Regions from separate parts of the Homo sapiens genome. Here region 2 is linked to region 1. A link is a contact called in ENCODE Hi-C data. All regions are on one chromosome and are shown on one strand. The core of a region is the stretch at or near the end of the contact, and the rest is flanking DNA. Distances in the headings are between cores, read along the strand shown. Region 1 overlaps P2RY8 (P2Y receptor family member 8). Region 2 has its middle 18 kb from the start of P2RY8.

Region 1 (3,524 bases), core at 403-2,902:
AAACCCACCTACCATTCATCCACCCACCCACCCATCCATCCACCCATCCATGCATCCATCCATTCACCCAGTCATCCACCTACTCATCCATACATCCACCCATCCATCTACCCATCAACTCATCCATTCATCCACCCACACATCCATCTATCTAAACACTGATCCATCCACCCACCCATCCACCCACCCACCCACTCACCCATTCAGAAACCCATCCACCATTCATCCACCCATGCATCCATCTACCCATCCCCATCCATTCATCATCCATCCAACCCCCCATCCACCCACTCATCCATCTATTCACCCATCCGTCCACGCACCCATCTACCTACTCATCTATCCATCTACCTACTCATCTATCCATCCACCCACCCATCCATCCACCCATCCATCTACCTACTCATCTATCCATCCACCCACCCATCCATCCACCCATCCATCTACCCATCAACCCATCAATTCATCCACCCACACTTCCAGTTATCTAAACACTAATCCATCCATCCACCCATCCACCCACCCACTCACCCATTCACAAACCCACCTACCATTCATCCACCCATCCACCCTCCCACCCACCCCCATCCATCCACCCACCCATCCGCCCACCCATGCACTCATCCACTCACCCGCCCATCCATCTACCCATCCACATCCATTCATCATCCATCCACCAACCCATCCACCCACTCATCCATCTAGCCACTCATCCATCCACCCACCCATCCACCTACTCATCTATACATCCACCCATCCATCTACCCATCAACCCATCAATTCATCCACCCACACATCTATCCACCTAAACACTGATCTATCCATCCACACATCCACCCACCCACCCACCATTCATCCACACATCCACCCTCCCACCCATCCACCCATCCATGCATTCATCCATACATCCTCCCATCCATCTACCCATCAACCCATCCATTCATCCACCCACACATCCTATCTAAACACTGATCCAGCCATCCACCCACTCACCCACCTACCCACCCATTCACAAACCCACCTACCATTCATCCGCACACCCACCCTCCCACCCACCCACCCATCCACCCATCCATCCACCCACCCATCTGCCCACCCATGCACTCATCCACTCACCCACCCATCCATCCATCCACCCACCCATGTACCCATTCATCCACCCATCTATGCATCTACCCATCCATCCACCCACCCATCCATCCATTTATTCATCCATCTACCCATCCATCCACTCTCGTCTCTGTCTTCATCTTTCCATGCCTTCTCTCTGTGTCTGTGCCTAAATTTCTCTTTCTCCTAAGGACGCCAGTGAATTTTATTAGGGCCTCTCCCTACTCTATTATGACCACATTTTGACTTCACTAATGACATAGACGCAGACCCTATTTCTAAGTAAGAAATGGCCATAATACCGAGAGTATCAGCCAGGGTGTGGCCCACGACAACTTCCTTCTACGTAATCAAAGTAGGTAATTGAAGCCAGCGTCTGTTTTGTCTTCCAAATCCACAGCTCCAACAGAGTGCCATTTGCTGTCTTTGGGGTTGAGGGCCTCCTGAGGCAGCCCTATCAAAAGAACCACAAACTGGGTGGTGCAAACACCCCCAGAAAACAGAAAGGAGAGCAGACGACAAGCACGGGGCTGGCTTGTGGTTCCTTAGGGCTGGGGCCTCTCACTCCCCTGTGTGTTCAACAGCTGGGACAGCCCCCAGCACTCAGGAAAGAGGGGTGGTTATAGCCAGAAGACAATAGCTGGCAAAAAAGGGTCTGTCACCGGCATGCAATCCCTGCTGCCCACGAGGAGATGCCTTTTGTCTATTTCTCATCCCAACCCTGTAAGGTCCACCCGGAACAAGACTGTAGTGATCACTGCACTCAGCATCTGAACCCTTTAGAAAGGGGTTCCCAGGGCTGGGAATGAGGGAAGAGCAGCTTTATGCACAATAGCCAAGAATCAGGAACACGCCAGGCGCGGTGGCTCACACCTGTCATCCCAGCACTTTGGGAGGCCGAGGCGGGCAGATCATGGGAGGTCAGGAGTTTGAGACCAGCCTGGCCAACATGATGAAAGCTTGTCGCTACTAAAATTATTAAAAAAAAAAAATGGGCTGGGTGTGATGGCTCGTGCCTGTAATCCCAGCACTTTGGGAGGCCGAGGAGGGTGGATCATACATCAGAGGTCAGGAGTTTGAGACCAGCCTGGCCAACATGATGAAACCCCGTCGTTACTAAAATTACAAAAAAAAAAAAAAAAAAAAAATGGGCTGGGCGCGGTGGCTCACGTCTGTAGTCCCAGCACTTTGGGAGACTGAGGAGGGTGGATCACCTGAGGTCAGCAGTTCACAACCAGCCTGGCCAACATGGTGAAACCCTGTCTCTACTAAAAATACAAAAATTAGCTGGGTGCGGTGATGCATGCCTGTAGTCCCAGCTACTCCAGAGGCTGAGGCAGGAAAATTGCTTGAACCGGGGAAGCGGAGGTTGCCGAGAGCCGAGATCACACCATTGCACTCCAGCCTGGGCAAAAAGAGCGAAACTCCCTCTCAAAAAAAAAATTACAAAAAAATTAGCCAGGCGTGGTGGCAGGTTCCTGTAGCCCCAGCTACTTGGGAGGCTGAGGCAGGAGAATTGCTTGAACCCAGGAGGCGGAGGTTGCACTGAGCCAAGATCGCACCACTACACTCCAGCCTGGGCAACAGAGCAAGACTCCATCTCAAAAAAAAAAAAAAAAATCAGAAAGAACAAAAATGTCCATCCACAGGAGAATGAATAAACAGAATGTGGTCTATCCACACAGTAGACTATTATGCACCCACTGAAAGGACTCAAGCTCTGACCCAGGCTGCAGCGTGGATGAACTTTGAAGACCCCTGGCTCAGTGACAGAAGCTAGACACAAAAGACCACATATTGTAGAATTTTATTCTTATAAAATATCTAGAATAGGCAGATCCACAGAGACAGGAAGCAGATTTGAGGTTCACAGGGGCTGGGGACAGGAACGAACAGGATTAGCAGTTGTGGGGTTCTGAAGGGTTTTTGTTTTGTTTTGAGATGGAGTTTTGCTTTTGTTGCCCAGGCTGGAGTGCAATGGTGTGATCTCGGCTCACTGCAACCTCTGCCCCCTACCCAGGTTCAAGCGATTCTCCTGCCTTAGCCTCTGGAGTAGCTGGGATTACAGGCATGTGCCACAACACCCGGTTAATTTTTTTTGTATTTTTAGTAGAGACAGGGTTTCACCATGTTGGGAAGGCTGGTCTTGAACTCCTGACCTCAGGTGATCCACCTGCCTCGGCCTCCCAAAGTGATGGGATTACAGACGTGAGTCACCGCGCCTGGCCCATTTGTTTTTGTTTGTTTGTTTGTTTAATTTTAGTAACAACAGGATTTCACCATGTTGGCCAGGCTGGTCTCGAACTCCTGACCTCAGGTGATCCACCTGCCTCGGCCTCCCAAAGTGCTGGAATTACAGGTGTGAGCCATGATGCCCGGCCAGGTCCTGAGTTTTGTTTAGGGATAAAAATGGT
Region 2 (3,524 bases), core at 637-3,136, 83 kb before region 1:
GAATGGGATGAACCTGGGAGGCGGAGGTTGCAGTGAGCCGAGATCGCGCCACTACACTCCAGCCTGGGTGACAGAGCGAGATTCCATCTCAAAAAAAAAAAAAAAATCTCGAAGACAGTGGATGTTAAGTGTTCTCACCACAGACACACAAACACATCATGTCTGGCCAGGTGAGGTGGCTCACGCCTGGAATCCTAGCACTTTGGGAGGCCGAGGTGGGTGGATCACTTGAGGTCAGGAGTTCGAGACCAGACTGACCAACATGATAAAACCCCATCTCTATTAAAAATACAAAATTAGTTGGGCATGGTGGTGCACACCTATAATCCCAGCTACTTGGGAGGCTGAGGCAGGAGAATCGCTTGAATCCAGGAGATGGAGGTTGCAGTGAGGTTGTAGCTGGGACTACAGACATCCGCCACCACGCCCGGCTAATTTTTTGTATATTTAGTAGAGACGAAGTTTCACCTTAGCCAGGATGGTCTCAATCTCCTGACCGCGTGATCCACCCACCTTGGCATCCCAAAGTGCTGGGATTACAGGCGTGATGCCTGGCTTATTTTTTTAAAAAAAATCTTGTAGAGATGGGGTCTGGCTATATTGTGCAGGGTGGTCTCAAACTCCTGGGCTCAAACAGTTTTCCTACCTAAACCTTCTAAACTTCTGAGATTACAGATGTGAGCCACCATGCCCGACCATTTTTTTTTCTTTTGGTAAAATTCACAGAACATAAAATTAACCATTTTATTTTATTTATTTTATTTTATTTGAGACGGAGTCTCGCACTGTTGCCCAGGCGGGAGTGCAGTGGTGCGATCTCGGCTCTCTGCAACCTCCGCTTCCTAGGTTCACGCCATTCTCCTGCCTCAGCCTCCCGAGTAGCTGGGACTACAGGTGTGCCCCACCACGCATGGCTAATTTTTTGTATTTTTAGTAGAGACGGGGTTTCACCATGTTAGTCAGGGTGGTCTTGATCTCCTGACCTCGTGATCTGCCCGCCTCGGCCTCCCAAAGTGCTGGGATTACAGGCGTGAGCCACCGCGCCCGGCCAAAATTAACCATTTTGAAGAGTGTGATTCAGTGGCATTTACCACATTCAGAAGATTGCACAACGATCACTGCCAACATTCTCATCACCTAAAAGGACACTCTGTACCCATTAAGCATGAATTCCCAATCCTCACTCCCCAGCCCCTCACAACCACAAATCCACTTTCTATTTGTATGGATCTGCCTGTTCTGGACATTTCATAGAAATGGAATCCTACAAAGTGTGTCCTTCTGTGTCTGGCTTCTCTCACTGAGCATGATGTCCTAAGGTTCATCCATGCGGCAGCCTGCGTCAGAACCTCATTCCTTTTTCAAGGGTGCATAGTATCCCATTTTCATGGCTGCGTAGTGTTCCATTGCATGGCTGTGTAGTACTCCATTGCATGGATTTATCCTGCATATCCACTCCCGTGTGTGCATGGATATTTGAGTTGTTTCCACCTTTCGGCTATTGTGTGCTGCTATGCATATTCCTCAGTGGTTCTGCCTCTCGATAGATTTAATTTAAAAAGAAGAAACAACCATAAAGTGTTTTCCTCCTGAGTTGAAGGTCACAGACATGCTTCCCTTTTTTGACCCCTTCCTGACACTGGAGCATCATGTTCAAATCAAGACCCCAGAACTGAGATTATAAGGAAATGAAATTGGTAGCCTGGGCTTCCTGTAGCCAGTACTTTGGTGTTTTGTTTTGTTTTGTTTTCTTCAAGACTGTAGTGCCAACTTCTGCAGAAAAACAGCACCCCTAGATGAGGAGGGTCAGATAGGGTTCGCGATGCAGAAAGTTGGAGGGTGTGGTACTTCCTCTTCCCGTACCACCTTTGCAGTCAACAACAGACCTCCCCAGGGCTGCCAACAGCCAGAGAGACAACTGGGTTACTCAGGAAAGCCTCATGAGAAGTGAAAGGCGGTGGCTACACAGCCCCGGCAGAGTTTCACAGGGTTCCCGTGAAAGCCATCCTGAAGTATGTTTGCCAGGCACTGGGTCCCAGGACGGCCCGAGTGCCTGGGACTTTACGGCACAGATGAGAAACGGTGGCCGTCTCCATTCCCCCGTACACATTCTCTACGCACGGCATCTGGCCCTAAACGCCAACTCAAGAGGGCCCTGGTAGCATCAGCTTCAACCCTGACCCTCCCTGGACGTGGATGACTCTTTCCTTTCCCTCATTTGCTGGGGCTGGAACCTTCATATTTCAGGAGAGTGTCTTAGTTCGTATGTGTTGCTATCGTGAAATACCATAGGCTGGGGGCCTTCTCAACAGCAGGCATCTATGTCTCATGGTTCTGGAGGCTGGAAGTCCAAGGTTAAGGTGTGGCAGATTCAGTGTCTGGTGGTCTATGAACCAGTGGCTTCCTGATCTATAGACAGCGCCTTCTTGCTGTGTCTCACATGGTGTTGGAAGGGGTGAGGGAGCTCTCTGGGGTCCATTTTATTTTATTTTATTTTGTTGTTGTTTTTGTTTTTTGAGATGGAGTCTCGCTCTGTCACTGAGGCTGGAGTGCAGTGGCGCGATCTCAGCTCACTGCAACCTCCGCCTCCCGGGTTCAAGCGATTCTCCTGCCTCAGCCTCCCGAGGAGCTGGGATTACAGGTGCCCGCCACCATGCCCCGCTAATGTTTTTTGTATTTTTAGTAGAGATGGGGTTTCGCCATGTTGGCCAGGCTGCTCTCAAACTCCCGACCTTGTGATCCACCCACCTCAGCCTCCCAAAGTGCTGGGATGACAGGCGTGAGCGTCAGCCTCCCGAGGAGCTGGGATTGCAGGCACCCACCACCACTCCTGGCCCTGGCTAATTGTTGTATTTTTTTGTAGAGATGGGGTTTCACCATGTTGGCCAGGCTGCTGTGGAACTCCTGACCTCGTGATCCGCCCGCCTCGGCCTCCCAAAGTGCTGGGATGACAGGCGTGAGCCACCGCACCCGGCCTGGGGTCCCTTTTATAAGGGCACAAATCCTACTCATAACACTCCACCTGCATGACCTCATCACCTCCCAAAGTCCTCACCTCCAAATACCATTGCCTTGGGGACTGAGGATTTCATCATGGGAGTTGTGGCGGGTTACAAACCTTGAGTAAGTAAACATCTTTCACCCATTCCCTGGGGCTGGAAGTTTCATGTTTCAGGATGATGTCTTAGTCCGTTTGCGTTGCTATAGCAGAATACCATAGCCTCGGTGGCTTAGAAACAACAGACATTTGCCAGGCGCAGTGGCTCACGCCTGTCATCCCAGCACTTTGGGAGGTCGAGGCTGGCAGATCACGAGGTCAGGAGATCGAGACCATCCTGGCTAACACGGTGAAACCCCGTCTCTACTAAAAATAAAAAATACAAAAAATTAGCCGGGGATGGTGGCGGGCGCCTGTAGTCCCAGCTACTCAGGAGGCTGAGGCAGGAGAATGGCGTAAACCTGGAAGGCGGAGCTTGCAGTAAGCTGAGATCGTGCCACTGCACTCCAGCCTGGGCGACAGAGGA

Evidence for each region. Hi-C counts contacts between places; a loop is a spot of excess contacts on that map. Pooled maps may share reads with other maps.
Region 2: a loop to region 1 is called in a pooled map, with 1.8 times the contacts of the local background. The contact joins two enhancer-like sites. A Hi-C loop is called at or near these places in 2 of 168 maps with a recorded cell type or tissue (heart left ventricle and testis) and 8 of 50 pooled maps.

The regions. Positions count from the first base shown.
Region 1 is chrX:1,470,044-1,473,567 of GRCh38, reverse strand. All of the region lies in intron 1 of P2RY8 (P2Y receptor family member 8), which reads left to right. Among named protein-coding and RNA genes, the nearest start is that of ASMTL, 19 kb to the right of the region's middle. Within about 2 kb of position 1,652, at least 6 of the 41 ENCODE cell types and tissues checked have a DNase peak (open chromatin) inside an H3K27ac peak, as active enhancers do.
Region 2 is chrX:1,553,418-1,556,941 of GRCh38, reverse strand. No RefSeq gene overlaps it. Among named protein-coding and RNA genes, the nearest start is that of P2RY8, 18 kb to the right of the region's middle. Within about 2 kb of position 1,886, at least 7 of the 41 ENCODE cell types and tissues checked have a DNase peak (open chromatin) inside an H3K27ac peak, as active enhancers do.